Regions from separate parts of the Mus musculus genome. Here region 1 is linked to region 2. A link is a loop called in an ENCODE intact Hi-C map of the cell type or tissue named here. Cell type or tissue: heart. All regions are shown on one strand. Region 1 overlaps Gfra2 (glial cell line derived neurotrophic factor family receptor alpha 2). Region 2 holds the start of Gfra2 (glial cell line derived neurotrophic factor family receptor alpha 2).

Region 1 (8,000 bases), 72 kb after region 2:
TCCTAGGGCTTTTTTTCTTCCAAGTCTGGGGCATAAAGCAGGAGTATTTAAAGCTGAAGCCAGAAGGCAGGATCTGAAGGGCACCCACAAGCCCAACTCAGCAGCTTGTGCAGATTGCCACACTTGAGACTCAGAGCCTGCCATTCCAGCATCTGAAGGCTTGGTAGTGAGATTACCAGCTTTGATGCAGCAATTTTAGGCAGTGTATGTTTGGGGCGGAGCCTAGAGAATTTGCATGCCTAGCAATTTCTGGCCAATGACAGTGCTGGTAGTCTGTTTACTACACTTTGAGAAGGGTGTTATGTGGCTTGCTTTCTGCTTACCAGCTCTGTTCTTTCTCCTTTGATCAGGGCACCTGTGGCAGCAGATTAAAGAGATAGCATGCCCCAGGGTAGGGCAATTGAGGGCAGGGAGGTAAGAGTGGGTAGGTGGGTGGAGGAATACCCTCATAGAAGCAGGGGGAGGGAGGATAGGATAGGAGGTTTCAGAGGGGAGGGGGCAGAACTGGGAAAAGGGATAACAATTGAAATGTAAATAAAGAAAATATCCAATAAAAATATCAAATAGAAAAAAAAGAGGTAGGATGCCAAGTAAAATTTGAATTCCAGATTCAAAAAACTTTTTTCTAGTATAAATATGTCTGAGATGTAAAATAATAATAATAATAATCATAGTAATAGTAATAATAACAAAATTTATCTGAAATTCAAATGAGATGAACATGCTGCATCTAATATGACCACCTTTTCATCAAATTAGGGTCAAGTGTCTCTCTCCTGCTGCTTCCCTGTGATTGAATAGGCCACAGCTGTTGATGAACCAGGCCCAGAGAGGGCTCGTGATTTTGGGGCAATCCACCTGCTCCCCTGAGCTCAGCTGAGAGGAATTTAGTTTGTGTGCATTTCCACTCTCTTGATGGCTCTCTGCTCTTTTCTCTCTGCTTATCTGCCTGTTTTTTCCTCTCAGTGATTTCTTTACCCCACCTCTTTTCTGGAGGGCAGGAGGGGGGACCTTAAATCTGAAGTGGGGGACTGATCCGGGAAAGATCAGCTCTTGGCAGCAGAAACAGAATCCAAGAGACCAGTGATATCTCAGGGTCTGGGGGATGAGTGGCATTTTGCCTAGAGGAGGTGGCGATCACCAATTGGCACCCCACATATAATGGTTTGGGCTGGAGTGCTCGTGTGGTTGATTCTCCTTGTGCTGGAGTTGGAGTATGTAAAGGGCCTGAAGGAAATTGACTCCACTTGGTCTCTTGTTCTGGCAGAGGAAGCTCGCTGCTGTGGGTTTATCACAGATTGAGAGGCAGAGAGAAACTTGAGCAATCAAAGGCCTCCTGGAGACTTGGACTTGGCAACCTTCTAAATGGCCCCATTTGTCCCCTTTGCTTGCCAAGCTGCCTTGATGCTGAGAGTGGCTAAGATGACAGCAGAAGGCCTAGCTGCTTCCCTCCCTTCCCGTCCCCTCACCAACCAAATCCACATCCTTTACTTTTGAACAGTATCACGTCTGGGGTTCCTGACACTAACCACCAGACTTCTTTGAGGGCAGTAGGCTGGAGCCACACTGAGATGATACTGAGATGGTGTTTTCACTTTACATTACCCTGGGGGCCTGGCTGCGGGGGCTCTGCGCACGGTTCCTAAGTTTCCAGAGCCCCTGCTTTTTTCCCTGCGTTCATCGTGGCATGGGAAGGATCAGTGGATTCAGGAGGGCAGGGTCTTCCTGGGATCCACCAAGCAGGCCTTTGGAGCCCTCCCTTCTCATGACATGCTCACATTGCCCACACAGGATAAAGTGGTGTGTTTCTGTTCTCTGTGGGTCATGAATAGTCATTTCCTGTTTGCGATTGCCAGGCAGAGCGCTGAGGGAGAAAGCGGTAAAGATGATGATTCCTATCTACATTGGGAGCTGCTTTGTACAGTATCTCTCACCGCTTTATTGAAGCTCTGGGCAAGCGTAGCTTTCTACTTAAGTGGGGACACTGAGTACCAGAGACATAGCCAGTGAGCCTCAGGTCACACAATAGAACAAGAGCTTGCGCACCATCATGTGACAGATGGCTCTCCCAGCAGCTGGACCAGTATCCTTCTTGCCAGCTCAGGAACCCCTCTGGCTACAATCCTTGGAGGGGTCTGTACTCTTTCACCTTCTGTTCTCTGGCTTGCACCGTCACCCCCACTTCTCCTATAGAGCCAGGCTGATCTCTCCTTTGCTGGTGAAATGTCCTAGATATCTCTCAAGTGACATTTTTCATTTCCTCCCATGTATATTTCCACTTCTCCAGCCTTTGAGTTGGTGGTTTTGAGAGGTTCCTGGCACTTCGAAGCCAGACAAATATATGCGGTGTTCCTAGTGTCGTGTGATCTTGGAGTCAAACTTTTGAGAGAGGACAAGGCCGTTCTGGATGCTGGTGTCAATGGGAGCAGTTCAAGAGGCTTCCAACAGCTACAGGTCTAGCTGGAACCCTCAGCTCAGTTCTGGGCAGATGATGTTATTTGTAAGGAACTGAGAGGATAGTAGCATTTCACCAAAGCCCTGTGCCGTAATCAGAGGGGTGGAGAGCCTTGAACATGTCATGGGGTTCCCTTCTGATTCCATATTGATGTGCTTACCATTCCCATCGTCACTCTGTCAGACACAGGCCAGGGGATCTGCTCCTAGTTGGAGCAAAGATGAGGGATAGCTACCATCCATGACTATTAACAGGGCCTTAGAGGATGTGGATGAAGAAATACGTAAATAATAATATTAGCAGTGGATGTTCTTATTGGGAAGATCAAACAAAGCAATGTCAGCAAGTCTCTGTGCTGTTGAGTTGCCTGGTCTAGGCTTTCTGTGTGGTTGCACTGAGAAAAAGGACAAATCCAACATGATCATGGAAAAAGAACCTCTGTGTTGAAGGTTTCGGTGGCTTTGGGGATGCAGGAAGTAGGAGATAGAGTCCATACATGCCCACATGGAATTGAAATGGACTCTTGCATTTCAGTTAGAGGGTGTGTTTAAATAACCCGTAGAGAAGATGTTTAAACAGCTTCATAGAGAAGATGGTAAACAGTGGTTGCTCACGATATAGGATTCTACAGGACCTCCATTCTGCCTTTATGTTCTCCTGTTGCTTCTGTCTGGGGGGAGATTTGGCCAAAATGGAGTATTTGAAAACCCCATAGTGTCCCCCAAGGATGTACCTGAGTATCAGAGACCAGGTAGCTTATGGCAGAAACAGACTCTCTTATAGTTGAAGTCATAAGTCTGAGGTTGAAGTGTCAGTGGGACCATGCTTGCTTTGTGCTGTCAGAGACTGAGAGGGGCTGATGAATGGGGTCACATGGGCAGGACACTCCCCTCTAGGGGGTGATGGTTGCCTTAGACAGGATAAGGGGGAAGCTTCCGTAATCCAGGCTGATGGAAACTTCTGTGGCCAGAGTACTAGGAGAAGAGGGAAAAAGAAGGGAGCTAGCCAAGGGTGTGACTTTGTGCCACATTCAACTCTGTGGCGGGGTAATGAGAACAGGCCTGGACCTGCTCCTGGCTGAGTGTGACTGAGCTGTACAGCACAGGTGGTTACAAAGCCATGTCACAGGTACTGATGACAATGGGTGATGGCATGCTAGGTCATGAAGAGAAACATTTAAAAGGTGGGCTATGTCTGGTGAGCTGGGGAGGTAGGGAGAGGGGCTACCTATTGGCCTGCTCTGGGACGATGCAGAAGAGTCCAGGTGACAATGAGGAGATGCCTCACCCTAAGGAGACCCTGCCTTCCCTCTCTCTGAGTTCTGGCTTCTTCGAGCTACAGGCTAGTAGGGTGGGGATCATTAGGTCCACTTTGGGTTGGGAAGAGCAATGTGTTCCAGGATATGGACAACATTCTTCAAGGTTTTAGTTGTCAGGAAGTAGAAACTTGTACCCTGTCCCAGGTCTGGATACTGTCTACCAGCACAGCCCTGCCCCCTCTGTTTTTCTGCTAACAAGGACCATTTAGAGAATGGTTCTTTAGTTTTGCTCTTTTTTGAGACAGGTCTCACACTATGTTCCAGGCTGGCCTGGAACTCACTATGTGGCCCAGTTTGGCCTCAAACCCTCCCGCTTTAGACCTCTAAGTGCAGGTATGACAGGTGCACGGCTTGGGCTTTTAAATTGCACTATGCCCAGCTCCATAGGCCTCCCTTCACTTTCTACTCCCCCCTTTCCTGGCTTCCTCAGGTTCTAGGATCTGCAGTGTGGAGCCCCAGGCAGTGTGGAGGAGGCTGGAGCAGGCTGCCAGACTAAACTGTTTCCTCCTTGGGTCTTTTCCCAACACCAGGTCCCGCCTGGCAGACTTCCACGCCAACTGTCGAGCCTCCTACCGGACAATCACCAGCTGCCCTGCGGACAACTACCAGGCATGTCTGGGCTCCTATGCTGGCATGATTGGTAAGCCCTGCTTACATTTTCTGTACTTTAAGTAGTTTCTTCCCTCAGCCCCACCCCTGGTCTCACTGGGGTGGGGGTTGCTGCAGTCCAGCCCAAGGCTGTTGGGAGATTGACAGCATAACCTTGCCTGTGGCAGATTCAGACAGAGCATCTAGGGGGAAGGGAGGCTACCTCCTTATCAGGAGGGACCCCGTGCCTTTGTTACAAGGCTTTGGAAATTAAGCTACAGCCTTCTAGGGATTGCTAATGAGTAAGTGTAGAGCTTCCACTAAAGAGTGGTTGATGTTTCTATTTTCCAGGCAAGGCAACTGATGCTTAAGAGATAATTGAGTTCCTTGACCAGGTTCATTTAGTTGGCAAATGCTAGCACTGAGATCCAACCCAGAACAGGAGCCTTTGACTCCTTGACTCTAGAAGAATCACTCTGCATGTTTTCAAGGTAGAAAGCAAGGAAGACTGAAGATAGGGTGGGAGCTAATGGGGTCTTTCCTGCCCTTCTGATGACACAGAGTCTGGTGGTTCTCTGGGCCTTTGTCCTTTCTGTTCCTGGTGACCTCATAGTCACCAGAGGTAAATGTGCTCAGAGTTAGGATTGTAAGTTAGGGTGTCACAAGCACAAGTTTTCGGGGGGGGGGCAGGTGAAAAACTGTCCTATTGTGCCTATGCATCATCATTCCCAGGGTTTGATATGACACCGAACTATGTGGACTCCAACCCCACGGGCATCGTGGTGTCTCCCTGGTGCAATTGTCGTGGCAGTGGGAACATGGAAGAAGAGTGTGAGAAGTTCCTCAAGGACTTCACAGAAAACCCATGCCTCCGTAAGTCTGAGAAAACTTTCCCATACCTCTATGTCCCTTCTGTTCCCTACCCAGGAAACATTTCTGCTTCCTGGGAGGAAACCTAGAGTGGTCTGCCCTGGTTGTTTTCCTCTTATTTTGTTAGGATGGCCAGTGATACCTATGTGGCTTCTGCATCATATAGGGCTTTCTCCACAGACCTGAAGGTTTGAGTTCTTAGAGATTTCATACTAGAACTGTCAGTGGGCTGCCCATGACAAGTCTACCATCAGAGTCCCTAAGCCCATGGAAGGTCAATGCAAAAGGACTTTAGTTTGCTGCTCTGACAGCAGCATCCAGTTTCTCTTGGAGACTGGGTCTTCTCCTGAGGACCACAGGCACCCTCTCCATGTACTGGCTCTTACCTATTGGAACTGAGGACTTAAAAAAAAAAGGTCTTTTAACTACTGATCAAAAGGTTGCATGGAGAAGAGGTCCCAGTCAAATGCAGCCTGCCTTTGGTCTTTACAGTCTGATATCCCTTGCTGATAATTCCATCTGTACATCTCCCCCTCCCCCTTCACTTCTCTCCTTTCTTCCTTCTGTTCATCTGTCTTTTTTCCCTTTCCTGTCTATTCAGGAATTCCGAGATAGATCCCAGTGCTTGTCATTAAAGGACGTGTAGCTAGATGGAGGTAAACTGCGGAGTCACGTGTGACCCCAGCACAGATGGAAGTTGTAGGATGTAGTTCTCTGTGGTGTCAGAGTTCAGACACCCATGTCCTCCTGGACAAGGGAGGGCTCAAGGCTTCTCAGAGGCTGTATCTCTTGAGGATAGTTGGGTCAGCTGAAATGGCAAGGAACAGCAGATGTTCTACTGTGACAGGGTCCCAGGTGTCCTTAGAAGAACTTAGACTGAGGAGACTGCAGAGCAGAGAGCCTGGTCTAGCTCTCCTCTTCTATTTTTCTCACCAACTGGGAGATCATTTTAAGTCTGACGGGAGCCTTAGCAAAGTCAAATTCTAATATCCTACCATTTTGCCTTCAGTTTCTGGGCCCTTTTGGGAGGGCAGTGGTTCGGAATAAGTTCAACCAGGCATGATGGAAGTGGGTTCTGATTTTGCTGTTTCTATCTGTCCTCTCTCCAGGGAATGCCATTCAAGCCTTTGGCAATGGCACAGATGTGAACATGTCTCCCAAAGGCCCCACATTTTCAGCTACCCAGGCCCCTCGGGTAGAGAAAACTCCTTCACTGCCAGATGACCTCAGTGATAGCACCAGCCTGGGGACCAGTGTCATCACCACCTGCACATCTATCCAGGTGAGGGGTGTGCCTCTGAAGCTTGGGAGCTGGAGCTTGGGGTGGCTTAAGATCCAGAAAACATCATGGTGTCAGACATGTTATGGGAAACCATTCAACCGGGGCCACCAAAGGAGCATTGAAGGTTCCTTGAGTTTAGGAGCCCAAGGGGTAGGGAGTTAGGAATGAACTTTTCTCACCTCTTTGTTAATTTAGGCATATTCTTCGATAATATGAAAACACCTGTTACCTAACAGTATTTTATCAGATATACTGGGGCATAAGAGAAATGTAATAGTTACCATAAAGCTCCTGTCTGGTAACTATCAACTAGTACGCTGATAATTCTCATCTCATTGAATTCACAATGAGGTGACAACATTCCTATTCAATATTCAGGAAAATGATCCAGAGGTCTTAGGTGAATATACCTGTGCTGACTGTTGGTGACCTGAATTTTCAAACCTTCATCTGACTCTAAGACTTACAGTGTTCCTCTGTCCATCCATTCTTCCATCCATCCATGCAATGTAGCTCATAGACCCATAACATACTAGGTCTTATATGAGCTTATAGGGAAACATTGGTGAGTGAGGTTAATACAGTTTGTGTTGTCTTGTGTACTGGCTAGATTTATGTCAACTTGACCCAAACTATAGTCATCTAAGAAGAAGAAACCTCTTTTGAGAAAATGCTTACATAAGATCAGGTTGTGGAGCATTTTCTTAATTAGTGATTAATGGAGGATGGCTTAGCCCATTGTGGGTGGTACCACCCCTGGGCTGGTGGTTCTGGGTTCTTTATAAAAGCGGGCTGAGTAAGTCACAAGGAGCAAGCCAAAAAGCAGTACTCTTTCATGGCTTCTGCATCAGTTCCTGCTTCCACGTTCCTGGCCTGCTTGAGTTCCTGTTCCTGTCCTGGCTTGATGGACTACAATGTGGACGTTTAAGCCAAATCAACTCTGCTCCTCAACTTGCTTTTTGGTTATGCTGTTTCATCACAGCTATAGGAATTCTTAACTAAGACAGACAGTCTTTATGGCTTTGATGGCCAAGCAGTGACATCCTTCACGGTAATAGCCTATCTGCTAAAGAGGGTGACCCTAAGTAGGAGAAGTTTAGTGCTGCGGCATGAGCCCTCACCCAAGACTCTTCAGTGCCTAAAAACTCCATATCTCATTATTTCTTTTTAGAAAAAAATTAATTCTTTACATATCGATCAATCAATCAATCAATTATTGTTATCTGTAACCTGTTTGTGTATGATGTATATACACAGGTGCACATGCCATAGCACATATGTAAAGGTCAGAGGACAACTTTGTAGAGTAAATGCTCTTCTTCCACCACTGTGTGGATTTTTGGTGCTCTAACTCAGGTTGCTAGGCTTACACCTGTATTGACTCTTCCATCTTATGGACCCCCATTCATTGTTTTTTTTGGGGGGGGGTGTATTAGGTTGCAAAGCATCCTTACTTATTTTTTTTTCCACCTAAAACCTGGGCTTTC
Region 2 (8,000 bases):
AAACCTCATGGCTCTGGGGGTCCAGTGCAGGGGCAGGAGCACTTGGAGAACGCAAGCCTTCACCTAGCCAGGATGAGACATTGCATGGAGAGGAGGGGGCGGGAGGCTTCGTTGGTTTGAGCGTGGACACTGGCCGGGGGATCTAGTCGGTTTTCCGGCCAAGGCAGCAGGCTGGTCCCAAGGGCGGGCAGTTGAGCCGAGGGAGCCAGCGGTGGAGCTCACCCCTAGGCCAGTGTTCCTGGGCGCCAGCGCCACTCCGGTGTAGCTTCCATCACCGCCGAGTCGCTACCACTGCTGCTGCAGAGTGTAGCTGCTCCGCCGCGCTCCCGCGCGCTGCGCCGCCAGCCGCCAGGGAGCCGGGGCGCTGAGCCCCGAGCAGAGGAGAGGGGCGAGGCGCGAGAGCCTAGGCGAGGAAGCCGCGAAGGGGGAGGGAGGGAGCAGGCGGGCGGAGGGAGGAGCAGGGAGAGAGGGAGTAGGGAGGGGAAGAGAGAGAGAGAGGGAGAGTGAGGGAGAGCGGAGATCGAGAGCAAAGAGCGAGAGCGAGGGAGAGGAGAGGAGAGGAGAGGAGAGGGAGAGAGGAAGGGAGGAAAGACACACGCAAGCACAGGCACACCGGCACTGGAATTCCATTAGAAAAAGTGAGCCGAAGCAAGGGATAGCGGGAGAAGATTTTTTTTTTTTTATTTTGAATCTTTTTCTTCGTCTTGGTGCCAAAGAAGCGACTCTGGTCTCCCGTCCTAGAAGCTCTACTGGATTGCTCCCATCCGTCGGTGGATTTCTTTCCTATTTGCATTTATTCTGACCCCCCTCCCTCGCTGCTTTCTTCCAGTCCTTCACTTTCAGATCGCCTCGCCCCCACCTCTCCAGTCCCCTCCTGGGAAGTGCAGGGGAATTGGACCCACGGGGACTCGCGCCTTCCCGGCCGCGAGAGCGAAGGGCTGGGCTGACCTCAGGACCAGGCTGTTGGCTTAGAAGGCAGCCAGACACATAGCTACGTGTGTTTGATTTCAGTGGCAAGGGGGGGACGTCGAGAGGCAGCCCACCGCCCGCCTCCCACCCCTCCCCCTCCAGCCAGCAGCGAGAATCCCTGGACTCGGGATCTTCAACCGGCGGCCGCCTGGCGGGATCTCCGCATTGGATTTGGGGGTCGTTATCATTGCTTGGCTGTTATTATTACCGTTGTTATTTTATTTTTATTTTTTAAACCTAAGGGAGAAAGACACATACACACAAAACTGTGGGATTTATTTAACATGATCTTGGCAAACGCCTTCTGCCTCTTCTTCTTTTTAGGTGAGTACCTGCAGGTGGCGAGTCTGGGGGTCACAAGGGGCTGCGCGCGTTCAGTCGCCCACTGGAAGCTGGGCATGCGGGGGTGGGCTTGGGGGCTGCAAGCAGGGCGCCGTGGGAGACACCGGGAGATCGCGCCAGGCTGGGAGCCCGGGCCTGGGGCTCCGGGGAGCCGAACTGCCTGGGAGGCTCTAGAGGAGGGAGCTGTGCAGCGGCTAGCTGGTTGCGCGGAGGACCGAGAAGGAGACTTCCAACATTCAAACCATCTCCGCACGCACTCCCGTGCCGCGCGCGCGCACACACCCCGACACACACTCTTACTTGCAGGCCGTGATAGCGCTCATTTCCCTCAAAATAATGGGTTCAATTTGCAACAACTTAGGAAGGAAAAAAATGCAACTGTTGGTGTGAATGAAAGGAAGGATGGGGAGAGGCTGGCGGGACGCTATCAAGCCTGCCCCTCCTTTCTGGAAGGCTCTCAGAGTCAGTGGGTTTCGGCAGGAGGTCTTGGTTTGGACGTTTGCGGGGAGTCCTTGTAGTCACCTCCTACTTGCCAATCAGTCTCAGGAACGCACCCTATCTCTCCACTCTCTGTAGCACTTTGCAAGTTTCTCCCTACCCACGGCCTCCCTTTCCAAGCCAGATGGGTAGGTGGAGCTCAGGCTTGCAAATGGGTGTTCAAGGCCTTCAAGAGCAACAACCCAGGGGCCTAGGGCATGTGACACGGGAAAGAGGAGGCCAAAGTTTGCTCCTTGGAAAGAAGATGGTGCGGGGGAATGCAGGAAAAGGGAGAAAACAGATCTTAACAAAGACCACTTACTGCTCACCCCATAAGCCCCCTCCCTCTGTGACAGGGAGGAGCGGCTGCCCAGTGGTTCTGAGCTCCAGCAGGCGCCTCCCCACCTCCCCTTATACTTTGTAAAATCTCAGCTGCTTGGGAAGCAAGGTCTAGGAATAGTTTACAGGTAAAGAAAAGATGCTTTCAAAGCTAAAGGCTATGTGTGGACCCAGGGTTCCCAGGCAAGGTTACTGGTAGGGAATTCTGGAAAATGTGTGTGTTTGTGTGTGTGTGTGTGTGTGTGTGTGTGTGTGTGACATCTGCTTTTAGTCCAGGTGCTGTTCTGCTTGTTGGTAGACCAGAATGAACTGGCTACCAAGCAGGGATCAAGAAATCACCTTTACCTTCAGCAGAAAAGGGCTCTGGATAGCCCAGACAGGGAGGTAGCCTTTGCTTATGGAAGATATGCATGGTCTAAGAAGTGCCCTCCAGATTGTAGGGGATTTGTAGTCAGGGTGAATAGATATTGGCTGTATCTTTGCTTGCTCACAGACTTTCTACCTCCCAGCTATGCATTCCCAGGGGACATAGCCCTGCCCTGGGGTGTGGCCTTCACCATACTTGCTTTCTCCACATGTCAGTAACCCTGTGGGTGGGAGGGACAGGGTAGGAGGGTAGAAGATGCTCTGGGCTCACTTTCATCCCTTTCCAGCAGCCTTGGGGGAAGTGAACTCTCATTCTGAATGAACTGTCACAAAATTTGACCTTATCTTCATTAATGGTCTGAAAACGTAGCTTTCTAGGGTCTTAGAATGATCAGAGCGAAGAAGAAAGCATTGCATTTCAGGTAAAAAGTGGCCAGATTGCCTGCTGTTGAGTTACACCCCTCCCTCATAAAGGATGCATGCTTCCAAGTATAGGGGCCCCCCTCTGAGGGGCAGTGGTATATGAGCACAATACCCTCCAGTATCAGACCCCATGTTGCACATTGGGTGATCCTAGCTGAGGAGTCAGTTCTCCTCAGATGTGGCAATGGGCGTCCTGCCCATAATGGGTGTGTACACGTATTTGCACGTATGTGTGTAGAGATTATGAGCCGAGAGCAGAGATGTCCGCCACTGCCTGCTCCCCAAGGGCTGAAATGGAAAGTGGAGGAGGAGGGGGTTGCCTGATGCCTCCTTGAGTTATGCCCCTTCAGTCCCCTATCCCTCAAAAAGTCCCTCTCCAAATCAGGGCAAAGGGTTCAAGGGAATGGCAGGCCAGGGGAGTCTGAAAAGCTCTGACAGGCTGGGATGAATGGTGTGAAGGAAACTTAAATCCAAAAGCCTTTTCCTGGCTAGATGACTATATAGTTGGGAACCACTTGGAAAGTCTGTTTAGTGTGGCGGTTCCTTAGCAGTTTGGGATTTCAGTCTCAAATCAGCAGTTTGGCTGGGGCCATGTCCCGCCCCCTTCAGATGCCTTTCTCAAAGGTTCTGAGTGAGACCTAATGTCAGAGGACTTACCTTATAGAGAAAGGGCTTTTAAACCCAACCATCCAGATTTCCAAGGTTGGCATAGGATGCCATGGAGAGAGGAAACAGAGTGGGCAGAGCACCAGGCCCCCCGTGGTATTCTAGCACATTCTGGCTGTTGAGGGGACTGTAGACACAGGAGGGCAATGTGGACCTCTGCCTTCCCCTCCCTGGCACTCCCTGGAACTGGTCCACACTGTCTATTCTTGATAATTCCAGGTTTTCTTCCTCCAGGCCACGAAGGTAGCCTTTTCTTCTGATTCTTGGCTAGCCTCTCCCGGTTACTGTGTTTCCCTTCTCTGCTTGGGCTTGGTTGATTCTGGGAGTTCTGAAGCCGAGTCCCAGAGATAGGGACAATGATCAAAAGGATGTCCTGGTCCTCTGCAGAAACTATTCTTGCCCTTCATGAACATCAGTTGACAGGATGAGGAAGCCCTTTGAGACTGGTGTGGGAGCCAGTAAAGGCTTGTGTTAAGGATATCAAGGGAGATTTTGGCTTCAGCTGCAGGGCAGGCCAAGACTGACTTTAAACTCGTGTAAGTTCTGAGCCCATAGAAGACCCAGCCAGAGTGCCAGCATGTCCCATTCTGTGTTCCGCTTGGGCAGTTAAACCTTTAGCTCAATCAGGTGGAAGGTGAAGTCCTATGGAACCCCGGGACAAAGTCAGAGAGAATGCAGAGCTGGCTGGCTGCCTGAGAGCAGCTGACAGGTGCGAGTTGGGGGCGTGGTAGTTCAGCTGTTCCTGGGTGGCCCAGAGGCACTAGAGTCCTGTAAAGGGATGCAGGAATCTGCTGAAGCCTTGAAAGAAAGCTGCTACCTCAGCTGTAGTGGAGGACACATCTCAGGCTAGTGCCTGGGCAGACCTTGCTTTCAGCAACTTCCACTTTGTATGGGGGTTTCTACGACTTGTCTTGTTTCAGTGTGGTTACATCCTTCCGCTCTTTCTGTTCTGGGCCAGGGTTTTGGTCAGCAAGAGAAGAAATTTTCCTTTGCTGTAATTGGAGCCTCCTCCATCGGGAGGCCAACTCCCTTTCATCTCCTTTGCTGTTTCCAACTGGGAATGATCCCCCTCACCCCCCCCCCCCGCCCCTCCCAGCTCTGGGGAGTGACAGGCTTGCTGTGTGCAGCTCTACCTGTAGGTGTCGCTGTCTCCCTGCAGTAGCTCCCCCATGAGCAGGGCCTCCTAGGGAGAAGGCCTGAGCGTGGCAGCTCTGAATGAGGATGGAGTAGGGGGATTCTGCAGTATTCTGAGGAAGGGATGACTGACCTAGAGTTTTATTCTCTTTTGGGTGGGAGGGAGTGGAGAAAGCCTCTCAAATTATTCTTTGGGTCCTGCAGAAGGCAGTCTTTGCTCTGGCAGAGAGATGTGGCTTTTTGAGGGGGCAGGGTCTGGAGTTAGGGCTTTAGGAAGGACAGGGAGACAGGAAGATGCCGCCTGTGTCTGGAGGAAACCATTTTGGAAGCTTGGCTTTGAAAGGGTCCGGCCAGCTTCTCTCTGCCCTTCATGTCCAGTCCTCAGGCCCCTCCCTTCTGGGGACACTGTGGGAGGCAGATAAGAGGGAGTGGGCTGAAGCCATACTCAGGCTGGAAGGCAGGGCCCAAAGGAGGAGAAGTCTTTTCTTTCTAGAGTTGATTTATTAATTTGCTTTAGGAAGGATATATAAAAAAGACAGGATTTCAGAATAGTGTATGAAGGAAAGGAAAGAGAGAGAGAGAGAGAGAGAGAGAGAGAGAGAGAGCACATTTAAAAGGAAAAGGTGGTGAGGTCGGTTGAGAACAGAACCCTTGGGAGACAGGAAACAGGAGATGATGGGAGATAGAGATGGGAGAGGTCATGATGGGGAAGCAGCACGGGGAGTGGGTTTGCCCCTGTGCTCTGGTTAATGAGGTCTCTCTTGCAGGGAGCTGGGGAAGAACTTGGCCCGTGCAGACACTTTGCCAGGCCTCTGTCTGGTGTGAAGTTGGCAGATACAGAAAGGCAAGGCCCGAAAGGGGTCTTTGCTTCTCTCTGCTGGGCCTCCTGGATTGAGTTAGGCTTGTCTCTGGTTGTCTTCTAAAGGCCTAATGATAACAGAAATGACGAGACTGAGGGGCTGGAGGGGGCTTGCTGCTTCTCTGTGTGTGACCTTGAGTTGGACCCGAGCTTCCCTGGAATTTGATGTTGATTGAGTTCTTCCTAAGTTTCAGACAGGCTCTGAGGGTTAACTGACTTTTGGAGCCTTGGATGGAGCGGAGGTTTGTCCACTGGGAGTCGAGACAAGATCCCTTTGCATAACCCTTGCCACTCCATGTTGAGGCCATGTCATTCTGTCTGGACTATTGGCATCTTAGCCTACTGGCAGTTTCAGTGAAGGCCTTCCTGGATTTAGCATGCTGTGTTCCACCACCTAGGATTGCGCTCAGGAGAAAATGAATGTGAACCATGGTTGTAGGGGAGCATGGCTGACTAGGTTGGGTCTACGTTGACCTTGGTCTTGGTGTACTTTGGTATGGAGAGGGTAAGAAGTTCCTTCAAACCTTAGGCCTACATTGGGGTCAGAGACTATGATGACCCTCATTCACGCTTGTCTTCCCTCCCCACTACCCAGACGAAACCCTCCGCTCTTTGGCCAGCCCTTCCTCTCCGCAGGGCTCTGAGCTCCACGGCTGGCGCCCCCAAGTGGACTGTGTCCGGGCCAATGAGCTGTGTGCGGCTGAATCCAACTGCAGCTCCAGGTACCGCACCCTTCGGCAGTGCCTGGCAGGCCGGGATCGCAATACCATGCTGGCCAATAAGGAGTGCCAGGCGGCCCTGGAGGTCTTGCAGGAAAGCCCATTGTATGACTGCCGCTGCAAGCGGGGCATGAAGAAGGAGCTGCAGTGTCTGCAGATCTATTGGAGCATCCATCTGGGGCTGACGGAGGGTAAGCTCGGGTGGGCTCCACGGGAGGGCGGCGATGGGGAAGGGGGTGGATGGATCTGGCCAGGGATCCAGAAGGAAGGAAGAACTTGGTAAAAGGGTGACCTGATTTGAATCTGGGGAATTTAGCTACCCCCTCCTAGGAGGTCAATGGTGATAGAGAAAGGGAGATGACAGGGTAGAGGATGAACTGGATGACGGGCTGCAAGCAAGGGCAGCGAAACTGTGCCCACGAGAGGAAAGAGACACCAGGCAGACATTTAAGGGAGAACAGGAGGTATCAGCCCCTGCCACTCTAATGCCCTGTTCCCTGGAGCAGAGCCCAGAGTCAAGTCTTTCTTCCTTCATGTGGTCTCTGGCTGACACAATGGCTGGCCTAGGCACTTTATATAGCGCTTAAGGAGCTCAAGACTGGACATGAGCAACAGGTTCTATGACTCTAGGCAAGCTCTCTTGAAGCCTGCCCAAGGCAGAACCTGAGAGCTCCCCCCCTCCTCAATGATACCTCTTCAGCACTCCTCAGTCCAGACAGGGGCTTGAGATTGCAGAGACTTCAGGATGATTGGTCAGCTTGGCAAGATGCTCATTTACTAATTCAGCAAATATGCGTTGAGAGTGCACTGATGCTGTGCGTTCCTGGAATAGTCTAGGATCTGGTGTAGCCGTTGCCTTTATGGAACTTAAAGCCTGGGGTAGGGGTTCAGTAAGTAAGGTGGCACTTGCCATTTGAAGGCATACATGTTATGATGGAAAGGCATAGTAGGGACACCTCAGAGGAACATCCAAGTCCTTGTTAAAAAGTCTAAAGAGCCTTTCGGGGTTGGAGGGGAGGTGGGGAGATGCTGTCTCTAGGCTGGGATGAAATCACACTACCCAGGGGAGGGACACACTAAGAGTGGGCAGATGGAGAGTGAGACACATCAGGGTCAGGCCTGAGAGTTGAATCTTCATGAAGAACTGTAGGAAACTGGACAATCTAGAGCATGGATTGGAAGGATGGGAGGCTGGGAGGAAAGAGATCTGGTGGGCAATAGGAAACCTGGATGGTTTTAATTCAGAGTTCAAGGGATCTGATCAGACTGATGCTTCAGAAGATTATCCATGTAGTTCTGGGGGCATCAGTCAGTTGTGGGGATTGTGACCCCAGGCAGGAGTAATGGTGGCAGGTACAGGACAGGGCAACCAAGGGGAAGATGGATCTGAGTGCTTCTTAACAGGGTAGAATCAACAGGTCTTTGGCAGCTACTGCCAATGAGACAGGAAGGGAGAGACTTCCAGTGCCTGCAAAGTAGAAGGCGGCAGGGGGCTTGATGTTTCTCTGGGGCTCCCTACCTGCCCTTGGTCAAGCCCTGCAGACATGCAGGCACAGAGCTCAGAGGAGGATATGGTTCTAGAGAGATTCTGGGGTGTACGTCAGCCCATGTGTGGAACCTGGAGCTAAGACAGTGGGTACAGTCACAGAGCAGTGGGCCATGGAAGTGTCTCCTGGACCACTGCTGCCACTTGGGTAAGCCTCCTA

What was found. A loop is a pair of places that touch in the nucleus more often than their neighbours do. Peaks named below come from ENCODE experiments on the same cell type or tissue, not always from the same donor. Only the 100,000 strongest peaks of a DNase experiment are listed, where the experiment ranks them.
Region 1: it touches region 2 in a loop (2.2-fold over the local background); 4 of 42 quality-filtered maps call a loop at or near these places.

Annotation. Positions count from the first base shown.
Region 1 is chr14:70,961,904-70,969,903 of GRCm38, forward strand. It overlaps Gfra2 (glial cell line derived neurotrophic factor family receptor alpha 2), which reads left to right. Exons shown (of 9, transcript NM_008115.3): 5 at 4,304-4,413; 6 at 5,094-5,234; 7 at 6,341-6,513. Among named protein-coding and RNA genes, the nearest start is that of Gm34588, 24 kb to the left of the region's middle. In heart, a CTCF peak has its summit at 4,353; DNase peaks (open chromatin) are centred at 1,378 and 4,288; H3K27ac peaks cover 611 bases.
Region 2 is chr14:70,889,602-70,897,601 of GRCm38, forward strand. Gfra2 (glial cell line derived neurotrophic factor family receptor alpha 2) reads left to right here and starts at 506. Exons shown (of 9, transcript NM_008115.3): 1 at 506-1,293; 2 at 6,171-6,485. The coding sequence starts at 1,254. In heart, a CTCF peak has its summit at 4,726 (motif pointing right); DNase peaks (open chromatin) are centred at 90, 340, 4,384 and 4,710; H3K4me3 peaks cover 2,496 bases; H3K27ac peaks cover 738 bases; H3K27me3 peaks cover 5,015 bases.